Regions from separate parts of the Mus musculus genome. Here region 2 is linked to region 1. Evidence: chromatin loops called from intact Hi-C (ENCODE). Cell type or tissue: heart. All regions are shown on one strand.

Region 1 (5,000 bases):
CCACAAGCAAATAGCAGGCACCTTATTGAAGATATTATATACATACCCTGCGGGCCAGCAGCAGGCCAGTGCAATAGGCTGCAGCATAATTTGTCAGGCCAACTTTCACACCATATTTTGGAAGTTCATGTGCATATGCTGCACAGACGATCATATCCCCTTCTATACGGGCATATGCAATCTGCAGTGAGAAAAGTCAGGTTATTAACTTGTTGCTATCAATGCTTTGGTACCTGTCCCACCTAAGTGCCTCTTAACAAGCTGTGATGAGAAGAGACAACTCATTGAAGACTAATCTGTATGGGCATCAACTACATGGTGGTTTAGGGGGAAAAGTATGGTTAAAATACATATGGCATGTTAGAACTCAATTATAATAGCTCTTTCTAAATACTGAAGGCATTATTTATGGTGGGTGAGTTGGTGAAATCATAGGTGCCTTTAGAAGTCAACAAACTGGGCAGGAGATGATCTCAGACTAGATCCTGAGCTCATGGCTATATTGCAAGATTCTTTCAAGGCTGGCCTGGTCTACAAAGAATTACAGGTCAGCCAGGGTCATACAGTAGGACCCCATCTCAAAAAAGGGCACCTTTAATCCTAGCCCTGGGGAGGTAGAGGCAGGCAGAGCTTTAAATTCAAGGCCAGCCTGGTCTACAGGCAACAGCCAAGGTTAACTAAATAAAGATCCACCACCACCAAAGTCAGGTCTCACTTACTTAAAAGTATCTTTTGAGCTAAATTTAACCAAGTCTTAGACACTTCATCCTTAATTATCAGAACACCAGACAACCCCACCTTCAGTTAACAAAGTCACAAAAGGCAAGTGCACCTATCTCCTGACCAGCAAATTTTTATTGTAAAAGCCCTGAATACAGGGACTGCCATTTTTAAAGGGCTTTCAAAGTGGAAGACATTTTTGTGTATTTTAAAACCTATTTCAAACAGTAAATAGAAATAGCTTGTCATGCTGGGATGACAGATGAGCAACCCTGCCTGGCAACAAGAGTCCTACCACCCTATTACCAGCCTTTTTAAATCAGTAAAATGGCACACAAGCCCATAAAGTAAGCACCAGGAGTTAATGCGTGACAGATGAAGGTAATTGGAAGACTATTCATATCAACAGATTTCCCAGTCCTCCTCTCAAATTCCATAATGGAAATTAAGCAAAGCCAGGATTTCCAAACCTTCCCCCCACCCCCACCCCCCCCACCCGCCACTGAAATCTACTAACACAAGAAAATAGTCTCTCCCAAAAGTTAGAGTTGATGCGTCTGACCACACTACTCAAGTCTAGGACATAACTCACCTGGCAGATGATATCTCTGTTAGTTACACGAACTATCATCCTATATTTGGGTGTGTTGTACTTATTCTTGTCCTGGATCACCAATCGTTTTCGAGCATAGTAGTCAGTTTTACCCTCTGCAAGGGGAAAAAAAAATTTAACCAGGGAAGGTTCCACCTTGAAACAGTCTTCAGAAACTAAAACAGAAAAAGTTCATACCTCGCCGCCTTCGAAATCTCACTTGGTATCTTTTAAAGTAGGCCTTATTCTTGACAACTTTCACAAACCCCTTTAAAGGAAAAAAAAAATTATCAGGGCTTTGCTAATTGTTTCGTCCCATGACTTTTTTCTTTTGATACAGGCCAACTATGTAGCCCAACATGACCTAGCATTTGGTAGTTTCTGAGCGCCGAATTAATAGGCAAGAACCACCTGGGTTTTGGTCTGTATTTTTTTATTTAACTATGTAACAAAATCATGCCCAAGTTTCAAAAGCAAATTATTACAAGTGTCAACTTCTATAGCATGTTTCTAAGCTGACCGGAAACAAGAATCGCTGTTGTGCAGTGCTCAACCTTTAATAAGGTTAGTTCCTCATGCTGTGGTGACCCTTCCCCAAACCATAAATCTCGTTGCTGCTTCGTTAATTTAATCTTGTAGTTATTCATCGTTAATACAAATATCTGACAGATGGGTTAAGAACCAGATGGAGAACTGCTGTTGCACTGGTTCTCTTCGCCAAACACACCTAACTAAGCCTCAGAAAACACGTAAAGATGGCTGGGCGGAATAGGGCACCGACCCAAGTCGCTCCATCCACAACTGCAGGCTCCTTACTACAACTTGCAGGTACAAAGACATTTTCGTACTGCCTTTAAACAATCTTTCAATTCCTGTACCACTGATCGATCCCTACGCCAAACCGCCGGGATGTATCACCTACACCGGAGCCAATCTGTGCCGACAACTGCACACCTCACCGAGAAAGTTCAACCACTCGGCGCTCACTTCCTCCCTGCCTAAACCGGGCTCAAATGGCAGAGTACGATCTACAATTACTCCTCGCAAATGAAGAGCTGCACCCCACCTCTCAAGTCCGATCTCAGCAAATCTCTGAAAACAGGGCCAGACTCTGGCCAGGAAGAGCCAGGGGCCGCCACATCCCTTCCGGGACGCAGCAGCGCCACGGCCTCCACTGACAGACACTCCCGGCTTCAGGGCTCTGTGCGAGGCCGAGGGATTCGGGCTTCCGTGGCACGGCCTCCTGACGACCCCGGAGACAACTGCGGCTGGCAGCCGGACTCGGAAGCCTCGTCCCGAGCACCCTCCGCCGCGGCCCCTCCCCCGGCTGGCACCCGGCAGCCATTAGGCCACGCTGGAACGGCGGGCGCAGAGCCGGGAATCGAATGCCATCTGCCCCCCGGGTCGCACGAGCCGACCCCGAGCGGGCATCCGCGAGAGGAGGGGGCACCCCGGTGCACGCACGGGCCTGAGACCCAGATGCCCACTCACCATCCTGCGGAATAGAGACCCGCAACCGCGGCTCCACGCAGACCTGCAGAGTCGGCCGCGCTAAGGGGGAAAAAGACCGGAGTCACGTACGCATGCGCAGTATGTAGCACCACCAGCACGCAAGCGACGTGAGAAAGAGTGGCTGTAGGCCTCAAGATGCGCGGGCTATCGCCCCCTGCCGGTAGGAGGATGAATGTCATCTTCCTCCTCTCAACGAGCATGGAGGATGGGCGATGAGAAAGGGAAATAGAGGCTTTTTGCGAGGACTTTTTTTTTTTTTTTTTTGGGGGGGGGGTGGTTTTTCGAGATAGGGTTTCTCTGTGTGACCCTGGCTGTCCTGGAACTCACTCTGTAGACCAGGCTGGTCTCGAACTCAGAAATCAGCCTGCCTCTGCCTCCCAAGTGCTGGGATTAAAGGCGTGTGCCACCACTACCGGGCAGGAGGACATTTTTAAAAACACGCTCGGCATGCACGCACACACACCACACTTATATAATTATTTTTCTAAGCAGGAGGGGGTAAAAATTAAGTTAAATACATGAATTTGCCTATGCTGAAATCTTGCCTTCTCCATGACTTGACTCACTTCTGGAATATATATTTCGGAATTCCCAGCACACAGGGCCGCCGGGAAGCTCAGCCTCAGAGCCTCAAGTTTGAGTTAGAAGAGACTCTTCTGCCTTTGCATAGCATCTTGACATCTGCTTCAAGCATACTTTTCATTCTCCAGCACTTCTCAGAGTGCTGACCTCCAGTCAATTCTTAGTTACCTGTTACATGGTGAAAACAAAACAAAACCCACTGCACTCTCCTGTTGCCTTTATGCTTCCATTGTCCCCAGAATTCCTGACATTATGAGCGCCGCCTCCTCCATCACTCTTAGTCCCCTTCCTCAAGAAGTTTCTTTTTAGGACTGGGTGTGCAGCTAAGAATTGCAGCCTCAGTACTTAGAAGGGAGAGGAAAAAGAATCAGAAAGTGCAAGGCTAGCCTAGGCTACCTAGTGAATTGGAAGCCAGCCTGGGCTGCCTGAAGGAAAAGAAATGCATACAAACAATTATTTAAACACGTGAAAGAACAGTTATAAGGCTGAGAGCTTTAGAAAGTCTAAAAAAAGTCTGAGAGCCGGGCAGTGGTGGTGCACGACCTGGGAGGCAGAGGCAGGCAGATTTGAGTTTGATGCCAGCCTGGTCTACAAAGTGAGTTCCAGGTCAGCCAGGGCTACACAGAGAAATCCTGTCTCGGAAAACCAAAGTCAATGAGAATGCAATTTGAAAATTGCTTCCCTAGCCGGGCGTGGTGGCGCACGCCTTTAATCCCAGCGCTCGGGAGGCAGAGGCAGGTGGATTTCTGAGTTTAAGGCTAGCCTGGTCTACAGAGTGAGTTCCAGGACAGCCAGGGCTACACAGAGAAACTCTGTCTCAAAAAACAAAACGAAACAAAAAAAAAAAAAAAAAAAAAGAAAAGAAAAGAAAGAAAGAAAAGAAAAAACAAAACAAAGTTGCTTCCCCAAATTCTGTGTACCCAATTATTTTTAGCAATAGCATTTTATGACACTGGTGCTCAGATTTTGGAGGGGCAGTGGGACTCCTTAAAAATATTTGTATTTTTATGGATAGCTCAGCAGGTAAAAGTGATTGCTATACAAACCTGATGTACTGACGTCAGACCCCCGGAACCCTTATGGAAAGCCAGGAATGGAGTATGTACCTGTAATCCCAGCATTCCTGTGGTGAGATTCCAGGTTGAAGCCGAATCCCCTAGAAGTGTGTGGGTCAGCAGCAGCAATCAATAGAAAATGTCCTACAGCTGGATCTCATGTAGGCATTTTTCTCAGTGGAGGCCACCTCCTCTCTAATGATTCAGATCTTGGAGTTTCCCAGCTCCCACAAGGCAGCTCACAACTTTCTGAAACCCCAAAATCTAACACTCACACAGACACACATCTAGGCAGAACACCAAATAAAATAACACATTAAATAAACAGACAAACAAATGATAAAATGCTCATAATAAAATAATAAATAAAACACACATCAAATAAAAATAAATACTTTTTAAAAAAAAGTGTGCTCAGTTATTGTACTAGCTGGTTTTCTGTTTCAACTTGACACAAGTTAGAGTCATCAGAGAGGAGTTGAGAAAATGCCCCCATGAGGTCCAGCTGTAGGGCATTTTCTTGGTTGGTTGTTGATGGA
Region 2 (5,000 bases), 570 kb before region 1:
TGTCCTCTCCAAATCTTCTAAGAATCGCCTATTTTTTTGTTTTTGTTTTTGTTTGTTTGTTTGTTTGTTTTTTGAGACAAGGTTTCTCCGTGTAGCTCTGGCTGTCCTGGAACTCACTCTGTAGACCAGGCTGACCTCAAACTCAGAAATCTGCCTGCCTCTGCCTCCCGAGTGCTGGGATTAAAGGCATAGCATCGCCTACTTTTGTTGCTCGTTACACTGCACATCATCACATCTGTGGTTACAAGAGCAGACAAGCATGTGGACATGGCAAACCATAACAGCAGTGGGATAGAAACTACTATACAGGCTGGCAGGCAGGCAGGCTGGCAAAGAGGTTGTCACTAGTCTTCATCTACAGGAGAGTGGGAGCAGTGTGCTACATTACCAAAGACAGACATGCCATGTGCACACTTATGAATAGGGGATGGGAGTACAGGGGATTCATATTTCTACAAACAAGTAGAATAGAGTCCCTACTATGACAGGCCTGGGCCCAGAACACGTCTTCCCACTCAGCACATAGCCTAGCTTGTAGAGTCCACCCAACAACCTCCACAGAGCTGGGGTTCTTATGCCCTAACTTTAGTTAAGACCTAGTTGCCACAGAATCTCAATTTATCTCAGCTTTGTGATATGCAGAAATTTGGATGATAATTAAAGCTGAAAAACATGGCCCATAAGAACTACATATAAAGAACTACACATAAAGAACTACATACGCCTGCTGCCAAGCCTGGATGGCATGAACTTGATCTTTAGGACCTACATTGCAGGAGAAAAACAATTCTGATTTATTTATTTATTTATTTATTTATTTAATGTATGTGAGTACACTGTCACTCTCTTGGGACACACCAGAAGAGGGCATCTGATCCCATTACAGATGGTTGTGAGCCACCATGTGGTTGCTGAAAATTGAACTCAGGACCTCTAGAAGAGCAGTCAGTACTCTTAACCACCTCTCCAGCCCAAGAAAAACCAATTCTCAAAAGCTGTCTTCCAACCCCCACACATGTGCTTTAGCATGCCCACACAAATGCAAACACTAAAAAATAAGTTAAAAAAAATTTAAGTATATTAAGATGGAAAAACTGGCTAGAGATACCTCAGGTGGTAAAAGTACCCCATAGAGCCAGGCATGGTGGTACAAATCTTTAATCGCAGGACTTGGGAGGTGTAGGCAGGAAGACCATAGGCTCAAGGTCATCCTTAGCTATAAGAGCCTAAGACCACCCTGGGTTACAAAAGACCCTACCTGAAAAAACAAAAGGAAGGGAGAGAGCAGGGAAGGAAGGTGTCCTCATTAATCAGTAACACAAGCCACTCTCCTAGGGATAAGATCTAGGTGGAGACAGCATCAGATCTATGTCTTAGGCACCACTGATCTGATCAGATTCCAAACTAGTCTCCTAAACAGTCCAGGCCTAATACATATTAATGAAGATAGTAACTTTATCAATATAAATAGTTTCTAACAATTAAAAAAACATAAAAAACGAGTCTTTTCCAAATAAGGCAGTTACAAACGTTCAGAGGCTGCCAACTGTCTTCCCATCTCATTTCAAAGGGGACCTCTTTCTGCTCTGTGACTGCCTACAACTTGCTGTTCAGTGTGCTCTGTGTTAACAGACCTCTTTTCTTCTGTGCTGACCCTTCTGTGGTAGCCGATTGTTACCACTGGTATAGCTCCTACATCCAAGTAACGTCTACTGTCTTCTTGCCTGCCTTCCTTGCCACTCCAGTTTCTTGCAGAACTTCCCAATATCTGTGGAAGTCTTGCAGAGGTTCCTCCCATATTTAACAGATGGAATATTCATTATCCTTCACTCAATAGGGTGTAGCTAGCCCTTGGCAGGTAGACAGTTTCCTACACAAATTAGAACCTTCCCAGCTTTGTGCTGAGATTGAACGCTGTACCCTCTGAGACACCCACAGTTATATGCCACTCAATTTGTGCTGAAACTATGACTTCCTATGATCTGGTACTCACCTGGATAGAAGTGCTTATACTATCAGTCTTTATCCACAACCATAGGCCTTGGGGGTAAGCATAATCTCCAATGTGTCACCAAACACTGATGCTGAGGACAGAGCCTATCCAGATCTATGACCTCATTAACATGCCTTGTCTTTGGCTGACTGTGTTAAGGCATTTCACCTTACAAAACCAGCCAGCAGGGGAATAAGTCACTAGCAACTCACCACAAGTATTATGACCATGGGTTACTGATATATGTCCCTAAGCAGAAATACTCCAACCTGAAATGTTTTACTCCAAAGTCTACCACCCTGAGGATGTCAGAAGGACAGAAAACTCAACACCAGAATTCCTGAGTGTATAGGAACAGACATCAATCTAATGCTAGACCTCTTTGAGTGTCAGGACAAGGCATAGCAACACAGCTCCAGACTTCCCTGGGTTATATCAGGATGGGAACTAACCTAGCACTAGACCCTAGGGATCTATTCAGAAAAACACTATAAGAACCTTCCTTATGACAACTGTAAGATCCTGGAAGTAACTATTTGTGGGATATGCCAGGCCCCACCACCCTGCAGGGGCTGTGGGGTGGAAGCCAGGTCTGCTTTAAGCTGGGTGTTTCTCCTCATTTCCTGCAAGAGGTGGCCCTACCATCTGAAGTTACTCTTTGATACTTCAATGACAAAAGCGGTATGAAAGATAAAGATACTATCAATAGAAAACTGTGTCCTGCAAGTGGGCATGGGGGCCCTGTTCTAAACTGCAGGCTGCTGTCACAAAGCACCCACAACAAACAAAAGGCTTATAGGCAACCCAAGTTTACTCCTCAGGACTGACATCTGTGTCACAGCAGACTGGCTTGTTCAGACCTAACCCCCGTGCCAAGTCCTCTGGGGCAGAGAGAATGGAAGAGCTCTCAAGACTTTTGATAAGGCGCTTATTCTGTCTTTGAGGACAGAGCCTCCTCCATAGAAAGTTCACTTGTCATGCAGTCATCTTTGAGTAGGATTTCAACCTCAAATTCTGGGGGGAGGAATGAAAACATTGGGACCATAGCAGATGCCCACTCATAACAATTCTTGCTTTTGTGCTCCATTAGGATTTTCTGTTTGAGTTTGTTGTTGTTTACTTTGGTAAGCACTTAAGATAAAAAAGCAAAAGGTGGCTGGTAAAATGGCTCAGGGTGTAAAGGTACTTGCCACCAAGCCTGATGACATAAGTTCAATTCCTGGAACCCACGTAAAGAAGATAACAGAAAACAAGACTCCACAAAGTTATCTTCTAACGCCCAGATGTGTTCAGGGTTTCTGTATTCAGAAACACACACATAATTATAAATTTTTTAAAAAGTAAAAGCCCTTCACTCAGGAGGCAGAGGCAGGCGGATTTCTGAGTTCAAGGCCAGCCTGGTCTATAAAGTGAGTTCCAGGACAGCCAGAGCTACACAGAGAAACCCTGTCTCAAAGAAAAAAAAAAAAAAAAAGTAAAAGCCCTTAAGTAAGGACACTTTGAAAGTCAATGAACTTTCAGAAAAAGTGCAATTAATCTCCGTTCTTGAGGTCCAACTAACCACTGTAGAATTTATCTTTAATACAACACACTCCCAACAGCTGATGGAGACAGCACCTCCAGCAAGTACTGCTCCTATCAGCAAGTGGGAGTTTGCTCGATTCAGTGGGTAGTCTACAACAACAAAAGTGGCTTGTGCTTATTACTACCCCTTCCCTATCCTTTTGGCTACGAGAGAAGGTATGTGGCAGAGAAAAGAATGTTTTCTTATTTTTTAAAGGGTTCATCTATCTTTGTGATTGACTAATTAGTTTGTTTTTTTGAAGCAGGGTCACACTATGTTACCCAGGCTGGTCTCTAATTTCTGAGCTCTAATGATCTTGTTTCAGCCTCTCGAGCAATAGCAAGGATTATGGGCCTATATTACTATGTCTAGCTAAATTTTATGATAATCAACTCACAGAACTAATGAATAGTTCCAGTTTTTGAAGCATAATGTACTTGCAGCATCCTTCCATTATGAGCAGTGAGATTGTGAGGGTAACAACAGACAACAGGAAACTGACCTTCAACCTCAATGTATTTCCTAAGTAAAAAAAAATTACATCTTCAACTTTAAATCCAATTTTGAACATCAAACAAACAAGGCAGCAAACCATAAAAGGTAATTAAAGAATAACACAGACCCAAACAAATCTTGTTTTAAAACACAAATGATTCTAGTGAGTGTGACCTTGCAAACCTGAGGTGGAACCTCCCAAAGTCCAGCAATGACAGGGAAGTGGCCATCAGGGACAAGAGTATCCAGAACGACCTTGGATAAGTACTCTGATTAGTATTCCACCCCTACCCCAGACCTGGGCTGGGAGAAAGGGCTCCTGTCTGCAGGTCTCTGAGCATAGTATTCCCACAAGGAACAGAAATCCCAACTTTTTCAGAACCTCACATCTTACTATTTTGAAAGTCACTTATAACCTAGTGCATGAGACCTAATGTATCAGAAAAGACACTTTCTCCATATTATTTAAGATGGTTAAGAAAATCTAGAGGGTTGGCTTATAATTTCTTTCAGAATAACTTGCCAAGGCTCTGAGAATACTGGAAAACCCTCACTCAGAGGTTAGATGCTATGCTCCTATATCCACCCCACTTTATCCACAGGGGTCTGCTTGCCAGAGCATTCCAAATAGTAAGTTAACTACCAGGAACCTTTTCTTTTATAGCAGATGCCTCTTAAATGGTATACATGCATGCATTACAATCATCTGAACTTTTATAGTAACATCAAAGGAACCTTATATACCTTATTTAGAGGCCTTATTCTAACACACCATTCTACATACAACAATTTTCTGAGATAGAATCTAACTCTATAGGCCAAATCGGTCTGGAATTCACTACTGTAGTGCAGGTTTGCTTCAAACTCAAACTCACTGAAACTGTCTCAGCTCCCAAGAGCTGGGATTACAGTTGTGAGAGATCATGTTTGCATCTACACATAACTCTT

Evidence for each region. A loop is a pair of places that touch in the nucleus more often than their neighbours do. Peaks named below come from ENCODE experiments on the same cell type or tissue, not always from the same donor. Only the 100,000 strongest peaks of a DNase experiment are listed, where the experiment ranks them.
Region 2: a loop joins it to region 1, with 3.0 times the contacts of the local background. A loop is called at or near these places in 2 of 42 quality-filtered maps.

The regions. Positions count from the first base shown.
Region 1 is chr5:107,898,450-107,903,449 of GRCm38, reverse strand. It overlaps Rpl5 (ribosomal protein L5), which reads right to left and starts at 2,922. Exons shown (of 8, transcript NM_016980.2): 1 at 2,804-2,922; 2 at 1,511-1,580; 3 at 1,313-1,428; 4 at 47-181. The coding sequence starts at 2,806. In heart, a CTCF peak has its summit at 2,966 (motif pointing left); a DNase peak (open chromatin) is centred at 2,909; H3K4me3 peaks cover 2,781 bases; H3K27ac peaks cover 1,500 bases.
Region 2 is chr5:108,463,931-108,468,930 of GRCm38, reverse strand. All of the region lies in intron 1 of Pcgf3 (polycomb group ring finger 3), which reads right to left. Among named protein-coding and RNA genes, the nearest start is that of Pcgf3, 5.2 kb to the right of the region's middle. In heart, a CTCF peak has its summit at 2,200; no DNase peak of the experiment used is centred here; H3K4me3 peaks cover 369 bases; H3K27ac peaks cover 644 bases.